Regions from separate parts of the Mus musculus genome. Here all the other regions are linked to region 1. The links are chromatin loops, found by intact Hi-C in ENCODE. Cell type or tissue: heart. All regions are shown on one strand.

The links. A loop is a pair of places that touch in the nucleus more often than their neighbours do. Peaks named below come from ENCODE experiments on the same cell type or tissue, not always from the same donor. Only the 100,000 strongest peaks of a DNase experiment are listed, where the experiment ranks them.
Region 2: it touches region 1 in a loop (2.5-fold over the local background); 12 of 42 quality-filtered maps call a loop at or near these places.
Region 3: a loop joins it to region 1, with 4 times the contacts of the local background. A loop is called at or near these places in 12 of 42 quality-filtered maps.

Annotation. Positions count from the first base shown.
Region 1 is chr11:94,712,652-94,720,651 of GRCm38, forward strand. Gm51874 (a long non-coding RNA gene) reads left to right here and starts at 4,610. Exons shown (of 2, transcript XR_003949593.1): 1 at 4,610-5,052. In heart, a CTCF peak has its summit at 4,366 (motif pointing left); a DNase peak (open chromatin) is centred at 4,390; H3K4me3 peaks cover 505 bases; H3K27ac peaks cover 695 bases; H3K27me3 peaks cover 2,019 bases.
Region 2 is chr11:94,643,322-94,651,321 of GRCm38, forward strand. Lrrc59 (leucine rich repeat containing 59) reads left to right here. Exons shown (of 7, transcript NM_133807.2): 7 at 1-1,902. The coding sequence ends at 220. Eme1 (essential meiotic structure-specific endonuclease 1) reads right to left here. Exons shown (of 9, transcript NM_177752.5): 2 at 6,902-7,702; 3 at 6,687-6,817; 4 at 4,822-4,908; 5 at 4,623-4,741; 6 at 4,307-4,427; 7 at 3,970-4,085; 8 at 2,495-2,684; 9 at 1,651-2,284. The coding sequence starts at 7,673. The coding sequence ends at 2,108. Among named protein-coding and RNA genes, the nearest start is that of Eme1, 6.4 kb to the right of the region's middle. In heart, no CTCF peak of the experiment used is centred here; no DNase peak of the experiment used is centred here.
Region 3 is chr11:94,624,861-94,632,860 of GRCm38, forward strand. It overlaps Lrrc59 (leucine rich repeat containing 59), which reads left to right and starts at 4,917. Exons shown (of 7, transcript NM_133807.2): 1 at 4,917-5,249; 2 at 7,221-7,280. The coding sequence starts at 5,145. In heart, a CTCF peak has its summit at 4,836 (motif pointing right); DNase peaks (open chromatin) are centred at 4,891, 5,701 and 6,031; H3K4me3 peaks cover 2,299 bases; H3K27ac peaks cover 1,729 bases.

The sequences.
Region 1 (8,000 bases):
ATTCCACCATACTTTCTTTTTATTCTTATTTTAAAAATTAATTAATTAACTAATTAATTATTGTTTACATCCCAAATGTTGCCCTGCCTCTTGGTCCCCCCTCCCAGAGTTCTACTCCCACTCTCCTCCCCTCTGCCTCTGAGAGGGTGTCCCCACTCTTTGGGCACCCCCTCCCTGGGACATCAAGTCTCTGCAGGATTGGGTGCATCCTCTCCCACTGAGGCCAGACAAGGCCGTCCTCTGCTACATACATGCTGGGGGCTGGCCGTTCATTTTGGAAAAAGGCTTTCAGTGTGGAAAAGACAAAATTCAATTAGTCACCAGGAGCCTAGCTTTCCATGTCCATTGTAAGTTAGAATGAAGAGGCAGAATTTTGACCACAATCAAACAGAATAGAATAAAAGCACCGCCTTTTAGAATATGTTAAAGTTCTACCAAAACACTATGGTGAAACACGTGGGGTGGATGCTAAGATTAAAGGCAAAACAACCCTGCTCCACTCTTATGCTCCTCAGAAAACACTTAGGATGCATTTGATTGCAGGTGACAAAATGCAGCATACAAGGCAATGGGCGCTGGAATACTCAATGTCTATGCAGTTACAAATAAGAGAGAGAATTCTTCCTTCCCTGCATTCCGTTAACAGCCTGCAGGGACTCTTGAGGCTGGGATAACCTCAGGTTTCCTGTGCTGTTTGTTGGCAGCAGTCCCCTGTCCCTTGGAGCAAATTCATCCACTTCTAGCCTTCCTGGGGGCGCTGTCAGTTTCTGCTCAGCCCCCAGTCCCCACTCCTGCTTCAGAGTCTACATGTGACCCAGGCTGCGCTAAATACTAACATCTGGATTCTTCTCTCTCTCTCTCTCTCTCTCTCTCTCTCTCTCTCTCTCTCTCTCTCTCAATTACTTGAATTTGCAAAGTTGCAGCTGCTCCCTGAAGCCAGAAAGAGCAGAACCCACAAACTCCCCCCATGCTTAGCCTGCTCTGGGTCGAGAACAGCTTGGCACCACAGGGCCATCTGAGGGGCCGCTCTTGCTCCCTCTGAGGCTCTCTAAACGCACCCCCACCATCTGTCGGATGATTCACGCCCTGCTGGATACAAAGTCGGGGCTCAATTTGGGTCTTTGGTTTTGAGTTCATTCTGAAATCAAAGGTGTCGTGAGCTTTGTCTGACAGGCTTGGTGGCCTCAACCTCTCAGCCCCGTTCTGGGAAATGAAGATGACGCGTGTATCTTTCCACCTCCTGACCTGCTTTACCTTCCCCTGAAGATGTGAAGCAACTTCAGAGGTCCCTGGGATGAGTCCCCCTCCCTCCGGGGCTATGCGTCTCTGGAGCAGGCTGGGTACCCTTGGATGACTCCAGATCACACCATCCTACCCCCACTTCCTTCCATGCCCCATTTTCTCCATTCAGATGTGCAATCTGAATTCATTATGTGCCTCAGTTCACGTCATTGTAACTTCCACAGTCTACCTAGACCTCTCAGATTTGCAATTATTCTATTTTATCTGTGTACTTTACAGTACCTACCCGCTCCCCATTGTGGTAATTTGAATAATGGCTTCCATTTACTGCTATATATTCGAATGCTTGGTCCCCAGTTAGTGGAACTATTTGGGAAGGATTAGGAGGTGTGGCCTTGGTGGAATAGGTGTGTGGCCTTGTTGAAAGAGATGTGTTACTGGGAGTGTGGGCTTTAAGGTTTCAAAACCCCATGCCACGCCCAGTCTGCCTGCTGCCTGCAGATCAGGATGAAACAATCTTAGCTATTGCTCCAGCATCACACCTGTGTGCCTTCCAGCCACAATGGTCATGGACTGATCCTCTAAAACTGCAAGCAAGGCCCCAGTTTAATGCAATTCACCTTGATCGTGGGGTCTCTCCACAACAATAGAACAGTGACTAAGACATTGCTAGACACATGTCCTACTAGGCGAGCTTTTTGTTTGAATGTGTACATGTAAAGAGTGCTGCTTACCCTGTGACAGTTCAGGTGTGACCTTGAACTCCTGGCCACTACCATTGTCTGCAGGGAAATAGTCTCACTATTTCTCCTCAATTCTGGTCCTTTCAAGTTTAAGGCAGGCTCCCCTAGGCTGCAGTCTCTCTCTGGTAGAAGGATCTACCATTCTTCCCTTCTCTTCTCTTCTCTTCTCTTCTCTTCTCTTCTCTTCTCTTCTCTTCTCTTCTCCCTCCCTTCTCTCTCTCTCTCTCTCTCTCTCTCTCTCTCTCTCTCTCCCCCACCCACCTCTCTCTATTACTGAGGGTGAAACCGGAGACCTCTCACATCAGTTTTGGTGGTTGCATTATGATCCTTACAGAGCCTTGAGCAAGCCAACTCTCTGTTCCCTCCCACAGCCTGCTCTAAGCCAATCTTCCCACCTTTTCCTGACCTTTCCTCTCCGTGACACTATGAGCTGTGCAAGGTGGAGCGGCAGGAGGCAATGCGACAAGCTTAATCTTTTCAGAAGTCTGTGTGGATGGTCCTGAGACAAAATGTTTCTGCCAAGGGACAAGACGAACTTCAAACGTGTGCCAAGTCACCAGAGCATAGACACTGTGAGTATCACTATAGAGCCTTCTTACTTTTCTTCCTCTGTCTCTGTTTGTTCTTTCTTTCTTCCTTCCTTCCTTTCTTCCTTCCTTCCTTTCTTTCTTTCTTTCTTTCTTTCTTTCTTTTTAAAATTTTTTTAAACTTACTTATTTTTATGTATGTGAGTACACTGTCACTATCTTCAGACACACCAAGGGCATCAGATCCCCATTACAGATGGTTGTGAGCCACCATGTGGTTGCTGGGATTTGAACTCAGGACCTCTGGAAGAACAGTCAGTGCTCTTAACGACTGAGCCATCTCTCCAGCCCTCTGTCTCTGTTCTTGACTGGGATCATATGGGAGAAGAAGAGGTGAAGGATCTGGGTGAAGGACCTGGGTTCATCTCTGGGGTTGACTTCTTTGGCTAGCAGATGCAGGGATAGTTTGTCATGGGAGGTTTTATCAGAAATAACACCTGACTAAGGGAAGGGGAGGGACCTGACCGCCCAGCAGGAGTGGGTAAGGATGTCTCTAGGCAGGTTTCATCCCATGGTAAACTTAGACATATTTGAAATTCAATGAGTTTACTTGCGCATTCAGTGCCCATGAATCAGGCAACACCAGGCAGAAAGTGTTCAGGCTCCCTGGAGTGGGCGGGCTGAGGAAGGTTTTAGAAGGGATTTGTGGAGACAAGACAAAGAATATATTTGATTGATTTAAGTGGGAAAATCCCTTAGTTACAAGTCAGTGGGTGGCTTCAGATGGAGCAAATTTACATTGTACGGCTTGGGGTTTCTGTTTGCGTATACAGGAATCTAAGACATTGGAGGTGGCACCCCCCTACCCAAACAGCTATTTTACAAACAAAAAAACCATTTTTTTTTTCTGTCCCATAAAATGAGAGATGGTCTGGGTTGAGGCAGCAACCCCAGGGAGATGGCAGAATTCCTAGGAGTTGGGAGGAATCCTGTTAAAAGGAGTTTGGGGACAGCCCATTCCAGTCCCACCATTGAGCAAACAAAAGAGAGATATGAGAGAGAGAGAGAGAGAGAGAGAGAGAGAGAGAGAGAGAGAGAGAGAGGAGTCTCAAGGGGTCAAAAATCATGAGAAGGCAAGGAGATGGTAGAGAAGGAGAGTTAGAGTCCTCTGAGCTGGGAAGGGTCTAGAGTTATCCCTGATTAACAGTTCCCTTTTTCCAGGTAGAGGGAAGTAGGAGGAAGTGAGAGGAAGTAGGACCTTTGTCAATAAACATACATCCCGGGCCAAGGAGAACCTCCATTGGTTCATTGCAATGTTCAAAGCCCAGGGCTTAATCTCCAGCACTGCAAAAACTTGGCATGGTGGCACATGCCCCAAATCCCAGCACTCAGGGCAGAGGCAGGAGGAGCAGGAGTTCAGAGCCATCCTTCGTTACATAGCAATTTGAGGCCAGCTTAAATTAAGCTGGTTTGTATCTAAACAAACAAACAAGCAAACAAATACAATACCCATAGGCAAGCAAGGGGGCGCAGAGAACAGTGGGACTGACATAGCTCATCTTATTGTACTCTTCAAATACTGTGGTGATGTCTTGTTTTGACAGCCCCCCCCCCCCCCACACACACACAGTTAGAGGGTTTACAGCATCCTGCCTGGGTGTCTGCCGATGTCTTTCCGACCCCAGGTGCTCTCTTCTGGTCCTGGTGACTGTCACGGAGTTTCAGAGTTTTCCATTATTGCTATATTTATCATGACCTGCAATCAGTGACCTTTGAAGCTACTGTAGTTGCTTTGGAGTGCTACGGACTGCGCCCACATTGGGGCTGAAGAGTTAATAGATAATTGCTGTGTGTTCTGATGGCTCCACCTACCGGTTGCCTCTCCCTTCTTCTCCCCGGAGACTCCCCTCAAGCCTCCCCCATGCCAGACACAACAAAGTTGAAATGAGGTCGGTTAATAACCCTACGGTGGCCTCCAAATGCTCCAGGGAAAGGAAAAGCCACACGTCTGTCACTTCAAATAAAAAGCTAGGAATGATTAGGCTTAGCGGGGGTGGGGGTGGGGGTGGGGGTGGGGGTGGGGGGAAGCATACTGACGGTTCAGATATCCCGAAAGCCAGGCCTCTTATGCAAACAGCCTAGTTATGGGTACAAAGGAAGAGTTTGGAAGGAAATTAAGAATGTATTTCCAGTCAACATGGCGACGATAAGAAAGTAGGACAGGCTTCTTGCTGATGAGTGAAAGCTTTAGTGGTCTGGGTGGGAGATAAAACCTGCCAGAACATTCCCTTGGTGTTCAAGCCTAATCCAGATCAAAGCCATAGCTCTCTTCGGTTCCGTGAAGGCTGGGAGAGGTCAGGAGGCTGCAGAAGAAAAAGCGGCTTCCTGAGGTTGAAGCAAAGGAACTAACGGTCTGCAAACAGAACTGAGCAGGGCAAGGCCAGAAGCCAGCGGAGAAGCCGCAGCACGCTCCCACTCCTGGGAAGTTTCCGCTAAGAGCATTGCTGCAGGTGACTGGACCACACCTCGGAATGTGGCAAGTATGTTCAAATCATGTTCAAATAACTTAAGAATCTTTGAGACAAGGGCTTACAATGTAGCAGAGGCTGGGCTCAAACTTGGAACCCTCTTGAGTCACCCTCCCAAGCACTGGGACTAAGGTATGTGCACAGTTCCCTACTCAAAATAGTGCTTTTTTTTTTTTTTTTTTTTTTTGACACAGAGTCACTATGTAGTCCAGGCTAGCCTCAAACTCTTGATCCTCCTGCCCCAGCCTCCAGAGTACTGGAATTATAGGCCTGTACTGTATACCATATACTTTCTTATTTCTTTCATATTACACTTCTAGTTAATGCATGCATATATGTGTGTGTGGGTGTGTATGTGTGTGGGGTGTGTGTGTGTATGTATATATACACACACATACATATAAAATAAGCCTCAATCAGCACTGGAGCTAAGCAGATATCTACCCTCTATGCTATTATGGCTACTTCCCCTGGGGGACACAGTTACTTAGAATCTCCTGGTCTCTAGGGGCAACCAGGGCGCCAGTACTTAGCATTAGGACTCATAGCAACAAACTGAAACACCAACCAACAATCTGGAACATGCCCGCAGACGCGCCCACAGGCCAGTGGATAGAAGCCATTCCACAGTTGAAGTTCCCTCTTTCCAGAGTACTCTAGTTTGTGACAACACAGCCTGTGCCAACGGCCCTGTAATATATTTTTTAATGAACTTTGCTTTTTTTTTTCATAGACAAAATGCTATTTCACACTTAGCTGACAACCACATGGCACATGGCATGAACAGGAGTTTTCATTTGTTTATTTGTTTAGGAAACAAAAAATGTTCCTGTGGCTTACTTTATGGTTTGCTTTATGGAGACTTGGAGTAGACTCTCATCATCTCCTGGGAATGTCTGAATGTGTTTCCTAGCTCAGCTATCTGTAGCTCAAAATAGTTCTTAGGCCAAAGAATACAACAGGGATAGGGCTTTGGTTCAATGCTAGAGGGCTTGCCTAGAAGCACAGTGCCTGGCTTGGGGCGGGGTTGGGGAAAGCTATACTCTATGATGACACAGAGAAGCATCACCCGGATGGAGAAATGGTGCTTTCCTCCTTACATTTCACAACTAACTAGTTTCACAACTAGTTTAGCTTTGTTTTGTGACCTGAAGGGAGAGTGAAAGATTACCAGCCTGTGCCTGGGCTTTCAACCAAGATCTGGAAGAACTGGTCTGGTAGAATAGAGAGGCAGTTAGCTATGCATCTATAGTGCATATGACACCATTGGATTGAGAACTGCCTGACCTTTCGTGATAACAAGGTGGAAAAGGCCCTCCATGAGACAGGTCAGCTGTCCTCCCGTGCAGTTTAACAGAGATTTGATAAGGGAACTACACCTTTAACCGGAAAAACGTATAAAGGCCGGCTGGGATGGTGGGAGCCTGCCTTTTTGTGTGTACCTAGAGAGAAACACAGCTGCTTTGAGATGAAGGTAAACGTCACACACAACAAAGAATGGAAGGCACCAGTGCAGAAAAGCCCAACAGTGCAGGAGAGTCCCCCATCTCTACACGATCAAGGGGCCCCTTGGAGATTAAGGTTGAACCATTTTGTCAGCCACACAGAAGGGCGGGATGATTCTAGCAGAGACAGTCCCTCTCCTGAGGGTGTTTAGATGTCTTCTGTTGTTTAAATAAATGTGGTTTGGGATTTTGTTGATGCAGATCAACACCTGTGTATGAATCAGCTAGATGGAGTCTACCCAGAATGCCTTGGGCTAGGCTGGAGAAACCACTTCCTGTGTAGTGGCTGGGGTGGTCACCCAAAGTCTCCTTGGACTCCAGAGGTGTAGCACATAAAACACTGTTGCTGTATATTTGAGCAAGTTTTATACCCCCCTCTGTGTGTGTGTGTACATATATGTGCATGTCCATGTATACTCCAGAACATGTGGAGGCCAGAGGTTGACTATTCATGGTTTTCTCCATCTTTCTCTGCCTTATCTTTTGAACCAAGATCTCTCGCTGAACCTGGAGCTCACTAGTTTGCCTGGCCAGGCTACACAGAGAAACCCTGTTTCTCTTTAACACTAGCACTCTAGGCATACATTGCTATACTTAGCTTTGTCTGTGGGGTCTGGAGATCCAGACACGGTTCCTCACGCTTGCGCAGCAAACACTACTAACTAAGCCACCACTCTCCAGTGTGCCCTGCGTTTCTTTTTTTTAGATTTTTTTTTTAAAGTACCAAGTCCCTGGAGCTACAGGCAGCTGTAAGCCACTCCAGAGTGCTGGGAACTGAACTCTAGTCTGCTCTTAACCACTGAGTCGTCTCTAGCTCACAGCCTCTCTCTCTCTCTCTCTCTCTCTCTCTCTCTCTCTCTCTCTCTGTGTGTGTGTGTGTGTGTGTGTGTGTGTCTTAAGAATTATTTCTTTTCTTTTTTGTTTTTTTGAGACAAGGTTTCTCTGTGTAGCCCTGGCTGTCCTGGAACTCACTCTGTAGACCAGGCTGGCCTCAAACTCAGTAATTCTGCCTCTGCCTCCCGAGTGCTGGGATTAAAGGCATGCGCCACCATGCCTGGCTTAAGGATTATTTCTTTTATTTTATATGTGTGAGTGTTTTGCCTGTGCATGTGTCTGTGCACCACATGTGTGCTTAGGGCCTGTGGAGGCCAGAAGGTGGTGCTGGATCCCCTGGAACTGGCTTTGAACTATTTATTGTGAGCTGCCACCAGGGTACTAGGATTCAAACCCAGGTCCTCTGGAAGAACAAGTGCTCTTAATGATCTCTCCAGCCTGTTTTCTCTCTCTTTATAGGACATGGTTTTTTCTTTCTTTCTTTTTCTTTAATTATTTATTTATTATATGTATATGAGTACACTGTAGCTGTCTTCAGACACACCAGAATCCATTACAGATGGTTGTGAGCCACCATGTGGTTGCTGGGAATTGAACTCAGGACCTCTGGAAGAGCAGTTA
Region 2 (8,000 bases), 69 kb before region 1:
GCCACCACCCCGAAAACACACTCGCTCCTGGGCTGTGCTGAAGGTGTTGCTGTTGCTCCTGCTGCTGTGTGTAGCAGGAGGGCTGGTTGTATGCCGGGTGACAGGGCTGCACCAGCAGCCCCTCTGCACCAGCGTGAACACCATCTACGACAATGCGGTCCAGGGCCTGCGTCATCATGAGATCCTCCAGTGGGTCCTGCAAACCGACTCCCAGCAGTGAGCTCACCCTCAGCACCCGCTGCCTCCCAGCCTTGGAGCTTGGATTCCTATGGAATTGGGTTCTGCTGGACACAACCTCTTTTTAGCGTCAGACCTACCTGCCATCATCACATGGCTGCTGGTGGTACTTGAGATCTCCCCTTTGTAGGACTTCTGTTCCATAGTCAGGGTTCCCTGGTGGAATGAGGAGAAATGGAGAGGGGGGAGGAAGAGTTACCTGCATGCCTAAAGGAGTAGGCTTAGGGGTGGGGAGAGAGAAGGCATAGGCTTTTCTAGTTATACAAAGCTGTGTAAGGCAAGGTTCCTTTCTACTAAATGGTCAGCTGTCACTACATTTATACTTTTGTATGTCATAAACCCTTTCTTTCATTCCTCCCTGGGTAACCAGGACAATCGGAGGGCAGTGTGTTACTGGGATTAGAGGACTAGCAATACTGGGTAACCCAGCCTAAGCTGGGAAGGTGACGTAATACGTTTCTTTAAAGATTCAGTCAGTCAAGCAGTTTAGCAATATCCAAAATGTCTGGCTGTTTGGTCCAGTGTCACATGTTGAGGCAGGAGGTGCCGTCTCATCCATGACTTGCCAGCAGTGTTCAGGCTAGTCTGAGGCACAACCAGGCTCTCATTCCAGTTTTCCTCCTTCCCTTTATGTCATTCGACCTCCTATATAATACCCAAGAGGATGAACTCACACCAGAGTTGTCTCAGCTAAAGCGAATCTTTCATAACAGTCTTACCACCCACAAATAGATCTCATATCATCAGGGTCCTGGGAAACTTAACTCCTGTGGAATTTTGCCTCAACTTTTAAATGGCTTCCACAAAATGGCAGCAGGCCGGGTTCCTTGCCTCAGTTTTAGAGCATTAACTCCCGAATGGCCTGGAAGCAGAGGGAACTCTGCAAAGCCGTACTGTGGCTGCTCCACTAGCACTCGGTGTGATGAAATACCTCAAAGGCAACCTAGAAACTTGACTTCATGGAAGCAGGTTTAGAGTTGATTCTGGACCTGTAACAGAAGGGAAGGAAGGAAGAGAACAGTGGGAGTCAAAGGGAAACAAAGTCACATGGTGGCGCTGCAGAGTGATACATAACTAAACATTAGCACAACCAGGGCAGAGCCGCCCACCTCCCTGCTGCTACAAGAAAGCATTCTCCCCTTTCCCAGTCTCTTCACAACAGCTGCATGAAGGGATCAGAAACAACTGTGTCTCGGTGCTTACTTGCTAAAAACTCCCATTTGCAAGCTCCCTAGAGGAGCAAGGACCTGTCATAGTTCAGCAGTGTAGCCCTAGTGGCCCATCTGGATAGGTCTGCCATTCAAAACTGTCCTGACACTGGAAGAAAGGCCTTGGATTTTTCCTCCCCAGACAGTTCTGCCATGTAGGCCCACACCTCCTCAGCATCACCTCCTCAGCATCACTACACGCTCCTTTAGTCTTCCTCCAAGCTCCACAGCCATTGGTACAAAGGCTTTATTGAGACAAAATACATACTACATACATATGGTGACATCATGAAAACAGGAGTCAGCCTCATCATAGCTCCCTAGCTGGTTGAGGCAGCTCAGTGGCTGGGCGTAGTCAAGCCAACCCGCAGGCAAGAGTTCACTCTGACTTCGAGATTTGATGCTTATTTCTTGGATTTCTACAATTATTAAATCCATGTCTGAGTGGTCTGCCTTTCTCCTTTGTGCTGTGAGGGTCAACTGGGATGGGGTGGGATGGCTGTCCATGGCATCTCGCTTGCCGGGAGAGGAACATGAGTGCTATGGTGGAGGTAGATTCAAGTGACTCAGCCTTCTCTGTTCCCAGAGATGAGAGACTTGCTCCCTAACTGTACCAAGGAGGTACTTCTGGCCTGTCTACTGTCAATAGCCAAGGTGGGATATCAGTCAACACTGTCTAAGATGAGATCTGGTTGCGCTGTGGTCATTTGAAGGTAGATCCGCCTGGATAATTCTGGCCCAACACGGCGGGAGGTGGCTGTCACACCTTCCCCACGTCGCACTTGTATGTCAGCCAGCAAATTCTGACGTTCTTGCTCAGAGAAACACCGCTGATAAGCCTGGAAATGATAAGTGACCTCTTAACACCATGCCACTCATCGTACCACCCGTCCATGACCATCCCCTGGTTAGGAGGTTAGAAAGGGCAAGTTCAGGCAGGAGAACCTGGCCTTTCTCAGGCTCACAGTCCACACTGCTGACCTACATTCCTGGCCTCTCGATGTTTGGAGAGCAAGGTCACCCATAGCATACCTGCACCCATAGCATACCTGCACCAGGAGCTGTGGTGAGGGATAGGCGTCCACAATAGCACTGGCCATCTCCGAGCTGACTCGGTTCAGCTGCTGGATCTGCCGCCTCCAGATCAGTGCCAGTCCCCTGCCGGACTGGTCCACTTTCATCCCTCCAGCCCAGTCTTTCTCCAGGAAGAAGGAAAAGGTGACTTGATCCCGGAGCTTCCTGCAAGGGCACCACTGGAGACTTGAGTTCCTCTCCCCTACTTATTTGTCCCTTTAACTGAACTAAACCCTAAAACCTTCTCCAGTAACCTGGGTGTAGACTTAATGTTACATTGGGCCAGTTTGAGTCTCTTTTTGTTCTCATGCATAGTTTTGGTTGCAGGTTCCTTTAAAAATTGCATTTTAGTGGAGCTGGAGAGATGATGGCTCAGCAATTAAGAGCCCTGACTGCTCTTCTAGAGTACCAGATTTGATTCCAGCACTAATTACCACCTGACTCCCTTTCCAGGGGATCCCATGCCCTCTTCTGCCCTCAGGCACTACACACACATTGTGCACAGACACATGCAGGCAAAACACCTAAACAGATGAAAAGAAAGTAAAATTGAATCTGGGGCCTGAGGGCATAATTGAGTGGGTAAAGTGCTTGGTGCATCTATAACACGAGCTTACAGTGAGATGGGATGTGGAGACTGAATTCCTTGACGCACAGGCCAATAATTCCTACACAGGCAGTGGCAAAGGAGTTCCTGCATCCTCTGGTAAGGATGGATGTGCATACACACACAAAAAGGTTAGAAAACAACCCCTTCATCTAGTCCCTTGTATGGACATCATCGTGTGTGCGTGTGTATGCGTGTATGCATGTGTGTTGAGTGTGTGTGTGTCACTGTTAAGATGGGGTGGTACTGCCAAGGAGCAGGCATGGGGACTGGGTATTGGGCAATTTGGAATCTAGTTCAGGTTCTCACTTGCTGGGAGCTTAAAGCAACTCAATCTCAAAATAAAATAAAACAGGTTTCCTCTGACTAGGTTCACTGAAAATTTGACCTGAGTGAATCCTGGTAACAGCATCAACTTAGAGAATATTTCTATAAAGGCTGGAATTGAAGCCTTTGTTTTTAAGATTTATTTTCATTTTAATGTTCCGTATATGAGTGTTTGCCTTCACATATATGTGTGCATCACTTTTGACCTCACAGGCCAGCAGAGGGTGTTAAATCCCTTAAAAATGGAGTCCCAGACAGTTGTGAACTACCACGTGGGTGCTAGGAACAGTCTGAGTCCTGTGCAAGAACAACGCGTGTTCTTAACCACTGAGCCATCTCTCCAGCCTCCGAGATGTGAGGCTCTTGCTCTGAATCTCCAGCATCAGATTGGCGTCTGCCTCAAAAGACACACTGGGCTGGTGGCAGAGTTTAGGAGAAAGGCACATTTTCTCTGGCAGCAAGAACCAAGGGAAAAGCAAGACCTGCTGTGCAGGGGGCACTTGGAGGGTCACTCACTTGAAGGGTGCTTCAGCCACAGCCTTTGTAAATGCACAGGTGAAGTCCGCCAGCTCCTTCCAGCTCTGCACCATCCACGCCTGGGCTTCTGTATAAAGCTGCAGATCCACCAGTGCCTAGAAACCCGAAGGCAACAATGGACTGGGAGAGTGGAGGCACTGTTTGGAAGTCATCTCGATGTTCCCTGAAGCTACACTCAACCTCTGGGCTCCATTTATCCTGCTTTCTTACTCAGTTCAAGGCAGGCAGCAGTGCTGCTGAGCCTTTTATTCAGTCTGTTGGAGACCTACTTAGAACCCGTGAGCACTCACCTGCGCAGACTACAGAAAGCCCTTACCTTCTCCATGTCTGCCCTGGACACCATGAGTCCCGTGCTAGACTCTTGCCTCTGCTGATGCTTCGCTTTGGCCTGTTTATTTGCCATTCCTGATTTCCTTCTCCTCGGGGGATTCTGAGGCCTGGAGCAGAGTGGGAAATCAGAATAGCCCCAACCTGAGCCCAGGCAGAAATGTTGCAGGACAATTGACCAGCACATCCCACAGCTGGTCAGGGACACCATCTTGCAGAACGACTTGTAGCCAGGGTGAATGATCTCCCCTTGATAACCCGTGAGCTGTCCCTTTAAGGCCTCTATCTTCAGTGCATATCCATACCTGAAGCATTTCTCCTGGTCCACAATCACCAGTGACAATGCTTTCCCCGTCTTTGCTGTGACATCAGTTACAAAGCTCCGAAGGGTCTCCTTCCCTTTCTCGGTGCTGCTAGGACTTGCCTGCATGAAGAGGCAGAAAGGGCATTGACACTGGCTCCTCGGGTAGAGGCTGGCACCATTCCATGCCTGACCCCACCTACCTGCTTTAAGTTGTAGGCCATGGACATGAAGACCTCTGCCAGGACCAACACCAGGATTGTTGGCTCTTCCATCCAGTCATCTCCATCCTGTCAAGACCAGAGCACAGCACAGCAAGGAGGTCAGCAGGCGTGATTCCTGTGGGCGGGCTGCATCTTCTGGATGAATGGCTCTATGGAATAGCCTTGGAAAGTCATGGTGGCACCTGTGATCCTAGCCCTCCCCACTCAACTGGCTCACTGCATCTCAAAGTCAGACTAGAAACAGGATGGGCAATATAATCAGTGGCTAAATGTCCTTGCCACATAAAACTGGTGATCAGGGTTCAACACCAGGATCAATACAACATAAAGGTAGAAGGAGAAATGTGATACCATAGACTTGTCCACTGATCTATACACAACTGTGATACTTTTTTTTTTTTTTTTTAAAGCTGGGAGTCATGGCACACGCCTTTAATTCCAGCTTTTAGGAGGCATAGGGAGGGAGACCTCTGTAAGGTCAAGGCCAGCCTTGCCTAGAGAGTTCCGGGGAAGCCAGAGCTACATAGAAGGAACCCTGTCTCTCTTAATGAATGAATCAATCAGTCAACCAATCAATCAAATTAAAAATATGAACAAGAAAGGATTGACAGACACTAGGGATGCAGAGGCAGGTGGTTTTGAGTTTGAAGCTAGCCAGGGCTACATAGAGAGACCCTGTAGGAGGAGGAAGAGGAGGAAGAGAAGGAGGAAGAAGAGGAGGAGGAGAAAGAAGAAGAAGAAGAAGAAGAAGAAGAAGAAGAAGAAGAAGAAGAAGAAGAAGAAGAAGAAGAAGAAGAAGAAGAAGAAGAAGAAAGAAAGAAAGAAAGAAAGAAAGAAAGAAAGAAAGAAGAGGAGGAAGAACATGACAGATCGTGTGGTGTCTTCAAAGATCAACTGTTCTATTAATACAAGGGGTTTTGTTGTTTGTTTTTGAGACAGGGTTTTACTATGTAGTGAGATCACTAGTCTGATTCCCCCTATGTAAACCAGCCTGGTTTCTATAGACTCACAGAGATCCACCTGCTTCTGCCTGCTGAGTGCTGGGAGTAAAGGCATGTGCCACTATGCTCAGCTATGAATATAGTTTTTCTAATAACACAGGTTAAATGTGTCAGTGACTGTCCTGTTACTGAGAAGTTATGAGGGCCAGAAAACATCTCAATGTTTCATTTCTAAACTCGAGCGGTAGAGTGGCTGGATTCACAGGAGGAGGAATGGTAGGAACAGTTAGTATAGTAATGTGGGGAGGGGAGCTCAGGCTGGAGATGGTCAGACTACTAAACGCTGGTGTCAGATTACCTCATTCAGGCAGGGGAAAGGGATGCTACCAGTTGCTCCTCTCTCTGCAACAGGCAACTAAAGCACAAAGACACATGATAACTTGCAGAGTCCAGCAGTCAAGCCTCGGGGCCAGGACATCCCAAAGCCCAGTCAAGAGAACTAGGGACTTCATATACATCCTCTTCCTGTCCCATTCCGCTTAAGCTATGTCTAGATGTTACTTGATCCCTTAGACCCTGGGGCTCTCAGCTAGGAACCTGCGTGGTAAACTGGAGGGAAAGAAAATGAACTCCGAGTGCTTGTATTTCCCAGGATTCCCCATAACAGAGTCGTCTGGTGTTCACTATACCTACACCACTCTAGGACAGCCCAAAGTGTCTCTGAAGTTGACCCTCCTCTCTATTCTTCTTCTGGGTTCTGCTAACCACCTCCTCTCCGCATCCCTCCAGACTTGCGGGACAGTAACGGCTATGCCACTGAGTGTCAGCCAGGGGCAATGCAGCAGTTTATCCTGCAGGGCTAACGGGTTAAGGGGAAGAAGACCCTCCAGCCAGAAGCTCTACCTCTACCAGCTCTGTCCTCCTCCTCCTCCAAGTGATGCTTCGAGGTATGGCCTGGACTTCAATCACACAGCTGCACTCCATGGCCTGCAGCGCTCCCAGGAGCTGGCCCCCACCTTCCATCTGTAAAAGCACTGCAATAGATAGGAAAGGATTGGTCATGGAGGAGTCTAGGACACAGACATCTGGGCTCAGGGGAAGCTGGCATCTGGGAGGACCTGGATCCAGCACCACCACGATGTGCTTCAGGCATTCCTCTGGCCTCTGGGCTTTGAGCCTCTTGATCATCTCTGCCTTCTTTTTTCTTTCATGCTGCCTCGGGGTGTTTTCCTTCCTGCTTGCCTGTCCCGGTCGCCAGCATCCCTGAGAGCCTCCGCTCTGGACCGTCTGAATATGCTTGGTTCTCTTCTTGGGTAGAGGTCGGTCGGAATTTGTTTTGGAGACTGCCAGCTCCCTGCAGGTAGCCTGGTAGGTTGGAAGCTGACGACACTGATCGTCTAAGAGAGAGTCCTCATCATTTGCAGCACTCTTCTCTAAGGCACCGTGGAGGGGAACATCGGGAATCTTTGGCCATGGTTGCCTTTTCCAGTCACATGGTGCGCTGGCATTATTTTGGCCATCCAAACCTGTTTTAAGTGAGGAGCTAGAGAGCTCAGGGCACAGCTGCTTGCTCGTCAAAAGCTTACATGTGATCCTCTCAGCTAGGGGGACAAATACATCTTCGTCCTCACTGCTACTGCTTAGCACTCTGACTGGCCCTGCTTGTGGGGGAGCTCCAGCTGCACTGGGGACACATGGTGGACCTTTGAGGCCTGGTGATGGAGGACAGGAGGCTTCAGAATCTGAGGTGACAACCACTATGTTCTTCGCCCTCTGAGGTGGCTTCCTGTTGGTTGAAGATGGTTCCTTCTTCAAAAAGGCAAATGTGGGCAGGTCCTCAGAATCACTCTCCGTGGAGAGGCGAGACAGGGATAACCTTCTTAGAGCCATCAACCCATTAGAGCTCTCAAATGAACTGCCTACGAGGAGAGATGAGACACACGTGAGGTCACTGAAGCTGCTCCACTGGACGTGCTCATGAGGCCAAGCCTTGTGAAGATAAATGTGTTCAGAGAATCAGAGAAACAGGACATGCCCTCAGCACATTCAATCTGGAACTCGAAATGGCCACAAGGATACACTACCACGATCTCTGCTTCAAAACCTTTCGAGGTCACAGAGAGTTATCAAAATAGGGTTGGAAAACTTTAATGGGGATACCAACGAAAGCTCAATACTCTCACCTTGAAGAGGCCTGCATTTGATAGCGCTTTCTAT
Region 3 (8,000 bases), 88 kb before region 1:
TGATTATTGAACTCCTCCTCGGCTGAAGTCACCTTTTGGTGAGCATTTACATGGGACACAAATATCTTCACATCCTTTGCCCATTTGGAGAGATCTATCCACATACTTCTTCCCCAGATGTCTTTCTCACCAATTTTCCAATTGTGATCTTTCCAAGTGCCTGACCATCCAGCCAATCCATTGGCTACAGCCCATGAGTCAGTGAATAATCGTACATCTGGCCATTTCTTCTTGCAAACAAACTGTAATACCATGTGTACTGCACGAAGTTCTGCCCACTGTGAAGATTTCCCTTCACCTGTGTCTTTCAAGGTTGTCCCAGAAAGGGGTTGTAATGCTGCAGCTGTCCACTTCTGGGTGGTGCCTGCATAACGTGCAGAGCCATCAGTAAACCAGGCTCTAGTCTTCTCCTCTTCGGTCAGTTGATCATAGGGAACACCCCATGAGGCTATAGGCGCATGCTTGGCAGCAGATGGCATTGTAACAGGAGTAGAAACCATAGGCATTTGAGCAACTTCTTCATGTAACTTGCTTGTGCCTTCAGGACCTGCTCTGGCCCGATCACGTATATACCACTTCCATTTGATAATAGACTGCTGCTGTGCGCGTCCCACTTTATGACTTGCAGGGTCTGATAGTACCCAGCTCATGATGGGTAGTTCAGGTCGCATAGTAACTTGGTGTCCTATTGTCAAACGTTCAGTTTCCACTAAGGCCCAATAGCAGGCCAAGAGCTGTTTTTCAAAGGGAGAATAGTTGTCTGCAGATGATGGTAGAGCTTTGCTCCAAAATCCCAAAGGTCTTTTCTGTGATTCACCTACAGGGGCCTGCCAGAGGCTCCAAACAGCATCTCTATCAGCCACAGACACCTCAAGTACCATCGGGTCTGCTGGGTCATATGGTCCAAGTGGTAGAGCAGCCTGCACAGCAGCCTGGACCTGTTGAAGGGCCTTCTCCTGTTCCAGGCCCCACACAAAGCTAGCAGCTTTCCGAGTCACTTGGTAAATAGGCCTAAGTAACACACCCAAGTGAGGGATGTGTTGTCTCCAGAATCCAAATAGACCCACTAAACGTTGTGCTTCTTTCTTGGTTGTAGGAGGGGCCAGGTGCAATAACTTATCTTTCACCTTAGAAGGAATATCTCTGCATGCCCCACACCACTGGACTCCTAAGAATTTCACTGAGGTAGATGGTCCTTGAATTTTGGTTGGATTTATTTCCCATCCTCTGATACGCATATGTGTTACCAATGAGTCCAAAGTGGTTGCTACTTCCTGCTCACTTGGTCCAATCAGCATAATGTCATCAATATAGTGCACCAATGTGATATTTTGTGGAAGATCCAAACGATCAAGATCCCTTCTAACTAAATTATGACACAGGGCAGGAGAGTTAATATATCCTTGAGGCAAAACTGTGAAGGTATACTGTTGGCCTTGCCAACTGAAAGCAAATTGCTTCTGGTGGTCCTTATGGACAGGTACTGAGAAGAAGGCATTTGCCAGATCAATAGCCGCATACCAGGTGCCAGGAGATGTGTTAATTTGCTCAAGTAACGAAACTACATCTGGTACAGCAGCTGCAATTGGAGTTACTACCTGATTTAGTTTTCGATAATCAACTGTCATTCTCCATGATCCATCTGTTTTCTGCACTGGCCAGATAGGAGAGTTAAACGGAGATGTGGTGGGAACCACCACCCCTGCGTCTTTCAAGTCCTTGATAGTGGCAGTAATTTCTGCAATGCCTCCAGGAATACGATACTGTTTTTGATTCACTATTTTCTTTGGCAAAGGCAACTCTAAAGGCTTCCATTTGGCCTTTCCAACCATAATAGCCCTCACTCTACAGTTCAGGGAACCAATATGAGAATTCTGCCAATTTCTGAGTATATCTATCCCAATTATACATTCTGGAACTGGGGAAATCACCACAGGATGTGTCCGGGGACCTACTGGACCTACTGTGAGTCGGACATCAGTCAAAACTCCATTAATCACCTGCCCTCCATAAGCCCCTACTTTAACTGGAGGGCCACAATGTTTCTTGGGATCCCCTGGGATCAGTGTCAACTCAGAACCAGTATCCAGCAGACCCCGAAAAGTCTGATTATTTCCTTTTCCCCAGTGTACAGTTACCCTTGTAAAAGGCCGTAGGTCCCTCTGGGGAAGAACTGGAGAAAGGGTAACAGCAAAACCTTTGAGTGTCTTATCAAGATCCTTCCTCAGAGGAACCTGGCCACCCCTTCATTCAAGGGGTTCCGGATCTGCAAACTGTCTCAAGTCTGGAAATTGATTCACTGGCCGAGATTGCTGTTTACCACGATCTAATGTAGCCTTTCTTTCATTTGTTTGAGAATTTTTCTGCTTATACAGATCAAACAAATATGCAGTAGGCTTCCTATGTATTTCATTCCTGGAAACACCATGATTGATTAGCCAGTACCAAAGGTCCAAGCGAGTCATGCCATTATAAATTTCACCTCTCCTGTGCTGACCATTACTGGGTATGTTATTATAAACATTCTTTTGTCTACGCTGTCCATTATAATAACTAGAATCACCTTGTCTCCGGCGATTCAATGCTGCCACCTGGCCCTTGTTACCTCGGGATCCAACTAAACCCAGTGAATTTAATTCATCTAATTGAGCAGAAGCATCTCCAATGCTAAGATCTGGCACAAGGAAAAGGGAAAGAACAAAACCCTTCAAATGTGCTGGTGCCCCTCTCACCAATTTGCGTCTTATAGAGCTGGTGAAAGGCATATCTTCTGGACCTTCCCATTGTGGACAATTATGCTTTACACAATATATCCACTCTAGCATTGCAATTTCCCTAAGTCTTAAAATCCCTTCATCAACACTAAGCCACGGAATATCAGGCATCTCCAAGTCATTTCCAGTAGGCCATCTTTTGATAAACACCTCAGCCAACCATTCAAACAAACTTTTGACACCTTTTTTAACTATGCGAGCTTCCGTATTAAACCTAGAATCTCTACTCAGAGGACCCATGTCAATAAACTCAGCCTGCTCTAGTTTTATGTTCCTTCCACCCTTATCCCACACCCTTAAAATCCATTCCCACACATATTCACCAGGTTTCTGCTTGAATGAATTAGCAAACTCATTAAGCTCCTTAGTAGTGTAGCGAATTTCCTCATGGACTATACTTTCTACCTCCCCTCTAGGAGCCTGTTTTGCTTTGAGTCTGGTTACAGGTCTAGAAGAAACTATTGGTGGGCCGTGAGCAGACTCTGCAAAATTAATTTCCTCATGTGGGGAAGGCATTATTTCAAGAGGTGGGGCTGAGGGTACTACTTCCTCAGGTGGGGCAAACCCTTGAGAATCTGAGGATTCAAAATTCTCAGCTTCAACATGGTCTTCCCACACATCCCCGTCCCATGTTGTAGGATCCCATTCTTTGCCAATTAGAGCCCTTACTTTAACTGTCGACACACTCTGAGGCTGAGACTTGAATTTTCTCTGTAGTTCAGCCAACCTTACAATGAGAGTTTCTGTTTGATTTTCTGCAACTTGAGCTCTATTGCTACAAGAGAGAAGATTCTCCTCAAGGACACACTTAGCAACTTTTAGATCGTTTACTTGTGTCTGGAGCCTTTCGATTTTATCACACAACTCCTTCCTTTCATTCATCATTTTTTCCACAGATACTAAGAGCAGCCAGCCAGTAAAATCATTTTTCGATTTTTTCCCCATCTTGTAGAAAGCTTTGTGCACTGAATCACCTAATTCATTAAGAAAATCAAGGGCATTAGCTTCTTTAAGTTCGGAATATAGTTTCAACCATGGGTCTTCAAAATTCTCTGAGCTCCCAGGAGGGAGAGAATCTGGAGAGGTTTCAATATTTGAAAGTGCTGGTGGATCAACAAGCCAATTCCAGTATTTTAAAAGATTCATCCTTGTACTTCTGTTACTCTAGAACCACTCCTGGTACCAACTTCTGTATTAGTCAGGGTTCTCTAGAGTCACAGAACTTATGGATAATCTCTAAATAGTAAAGGAATTTATTGATGACTTACAGTCGGCAGCCGAATTCCCAACAATTGTTCAGTCGCAGCTGTGAATGGAAGTCCAAGGATCTAGCAGTTACTCAGTCTCACGCAGCAAGCAGGCAAAGGAGCAAGAGCAAGAGCTAGACTCCCTTCTTCCAATGTCCTTATATTGTCTCCAGCAAAAGGTGTAGCCCAGATTAAAGGTGTGTTCCACCACACCTTTAATCCCAGATGAAAGGCATAGCCCAGATTAAAGGTGTGTTCCTTAACTCGGAGATTCAATCTTCTGGAATCCATAGCCACTATGGCTCAAGATCTTCAAACCAAGATCCAGATAAGGATCTCCAAGCCTCCAGATAAGGGTCACTGGTGAGCCTTCCAATTCCGGATTGTAGTTCATTCCAAATATTGTCAAGTTGACAACCAGGAATAGCCACTACAGACAGGTTCTTGCTATGTAGCCCTGCATGGCCTGGAACTTGTTATGTAGACCAGGCAGGCCTCTAATTGGTAGGGATCTTTCATGTGCTGAGATTAAAGGGCTGGAGAGAAGAGGGCTGAAGACTGAAGCCGAAAAGGAAGAGGAAGTTTACAGTAACCGTAAATTCGGAAGAAAGCTAGGAGAAATTTTGGAGGATACCCTCAGAGTTGGCTCCTATTTCAGAGTATAGGGATGATCTTATGAGGGATGCAAACACAGGTCATGGAAAGTGCAGTTTCTGTCCTTTCGGGCTCCAGATGCCTCCGGACTGCCACGTCTAGCAACTCAGCTCCTCCCGGCGGAGGTGGCGCCCCGCAGATGCAGTTTGCCAGCCTGGACGGCAGAGGGCGCGCCGGTACACGCTCGGGCCTCTCTGGCCCAGCCCATCTCAGTGGCCGCGGAAGGTGACGTGGACACGGAAGTGGTCGTCGTCGCGGCGGCACCGGTGGGAGCGGGGCCCTGGGCTGGGAGTGCGGCGGGCGAGCGGACGGGCGGCGGAGGCCTCGCAGCGGCGGCGGAGGCGACGGCGGCTTAAGGCGCAGGCGTGGTCCGTTGGGTGTGAGTCCGCCGAGCCCACGAGCGGCCCCTCATCCCTCTCTCCTGCCCGTCGGAAACCGGGAGCCAGGGACCCGCTTAGCCGGCGTCATCATGACCAAGGCCGGTAGCAAGGGCGGGAACCTCCGCGACAAGCTGGACGGCAATGAGCTGGACCTGAGCCTCAGCGACCTGAATGAAGTCCCCGTCAAGGAGCTGGTCAGTACGACCCCACGAGCCTCGGGAGCCCACCTACTCCTGACGCCGGCCCCACGCGGGCAGGCCCCTCTCTTAAGCCTCAGTTTCCCGTTCTTTAAAAAACTAGGTCTCCTGGGAGGCTGCGGTCGGTCCCAGTATTCTTATTGCGGTGCACACGTGTCACTTTGGCACAGTTCCAGGAGATAGGGTCGCTCTAGCTACCCGATCCTGGGCTTTTTCGGGGCCAGTAATGAATTTGTCCTGGTTTTGGGGAGCTCTCAACAAGGTCCGGCTTCGTGCTGGGCCTTAGAGTGGAAAGCCGCGGGAAGGGTTGCTGGATGTGTTTCGAGGATGAATGAATGACCGGGTCCCGGGAAGTAGGCCTCCAGATAGACCTGGGTGTGGCGCCGAACCCAGCTTTTTCCTGAGAAGCCTGCAATCCCAGCTGGCTTTCGCAGCTTGGGGGCGGCTCTCCTTGAAGAAAGTGAAATCTCTTTGCAGGACTGGCAAAGGTTCTCATCCCAGCTGCTCTGAAACTGTCCGGAATGGCGCCACACCCTCCATCTCCCTCCACTCCCAATCCCATTTGGAAGCCTGAGGCCCTAGGGACAGCACACACTTAATTTGCTGCCAACATAGAGCAACATCCTCGATCAGTGCTTACCCAGCTCTGCGCTCCCTAGCTCTAACGTCTCATGTTAGCTTCACTTTGGATGACCTACACTTTTCTTATTGCCATTAAGGGATTATACTTGGCCTTGGCAATTGGCCGAATCCCCACCCCCACCCCCTTTGTGGCTGTGTAGTATGGTGGTTTGAATGGCATGCCCAGTTCACTTCCCAGCTCCCGTTGCTCAATAGCTCGATGTCCTTGGCAAGCTAACCAGCCAACCTTTGTGTCTAGATTTCCTCATTTGTAAGATGGTGTTAATGGTTCTGGTCTCGTACACTTAGGGGGGTTAAAATCATAAGACAAGCCGGGCCTGGTGGGGACGCCTTTAATCCCAGAGCTCGGGAGGCAGAGGCAGGTGGATTTCTGAGTTTGAGGCCAGCCTGGTCTACAGAGTGAGTTCCAGGACAGCCAGGGCTATACAGAGAAACCCTGTCTAGAAAAACCAAAAAAAAAAAAAAAAAAAAATCATAAGACAAAGAATTGGAAGGTAGCTGGTGTTTTCCCTGCTCTGGTACCCGGAACTTCTTTACACGTAAAGTGGTCAGACGTACCTCTGAGATTTGGACCTGGGACCCTTGACTGCATGTCCACCGTCCTTCTCCAGAAGACGGCCACATGTACTTGAGCCTGGCCCGAGGAAAGCTATCTGGAACCCCTTCACCACAGGCATGTGGTCATTATAGTGCTGTCCTTGGGGTGAAGAAAGGGTCGGTTCTGCAGAGCCTCTCTAGTCCTGGACACCACTGAGAACTAGAGACGGGCTATGAGGGCCTTCTCTCTTGTTCTGTAGCCAGGGCCCTCCCCAGAGCAGGTACTCAGTACCAACACATGTTGGTGGTCAGAGACCTGAACAAATGAGTAAATTAAACCCCAGTGCTTTACTAGACCCAGTTCCTGCCCTGAAACCAAATAACGGGGCACTAGAGAAAACGTGAAGTGCCCAAGGAGCTTGAGAAGGTTGGGTTTCCTTGGACACTCTATAGTCAAGCTCCTCACCCCCACCCCCCAACCCCCCTTCCCAGTCTTCCCTATATCTTTGTTGACTGGCTTTTTTCTTAAACCCAAGAACATTATACTTTCGTGCCTTTCTTCCTCCTCAGGGCGTTATTGTGAAGCAGAAGTTAGATATGGTATCCTCTTGTCTTCTGAAAACTAGGGTCACAGCATGTGCCACCCTGCCCCCCCCCCCTTATTGTTTTTAAAGGCCTTTGCTAATTGTGGTAATTGTGGGAACATTCTCTGGAAAATGCTTCATTAGCAGATGTCACGGAATCATTCCAGGTGTTGGTTTGACATGTTTTTCTCATCTCTCTCTCTAGGCTGCACTTCCCAAGGCTACGGTATTGGATCTGTCCTGCAATAAACTGAGTACTCTTCCGGTAAGACTTGCACATTGCACTGGGTCCTGGAGCCCTGAACAGCCTTCCTGTGGCCAGGGCGAGGCTGGGCATAAGGTGTAATTTCAGGATAGGTCTACAGGGTCCAGCTGAATCTGAGGCTATCGGTGGGGACAGGTAGAGGAGGGTGACTTGCTCAGAGGTACATTCTTTAGAACAGCAGGAGAATCAGGCCATAGACAAGTGAAGCCAGCACAAGCTGGCTGAATCACTTGCTGGGCGCCTGGTTTTTTTTTTTTTCTTTTTTCTTTTAATCTTTTGAGAAAAGTAGTTTACTTCTCTTGCATAAGGGGGATAGAGACCATTGTGTCAGTTTGCTCTACATTCTGTGGGAAAGTGATCCCCCATCTCTTGCTTGTTGTTTTCGTCAGAAAAGAGGTCTTAGGTAGCCCAGGCTGGCCTTGATTTTTCTGCTTCAACCTCTCAAGTGTTGGGACTGTAGGTGTGTCCTGCCATGCCTGGCATGTGTTTTTGTTTTTGTTTTTTTGTTTGTTTTGTTTTTGCTTTGAAATCACATAAACTGTGGCCCAGACAGTCCTCTTGTGTTAGCTTCCCAAGAGCTGGGATTTCAGGCCTGAGTCACCACGTTGGTTCCCACATATCTTTCAATGAGGAACAAGAAAGACTGTGGTTTGATGGGACTATCCTGCCTTTATTGCCCTAAACAAGGACTAGAATTACTTGAGATTTTTCCTTGTTTTG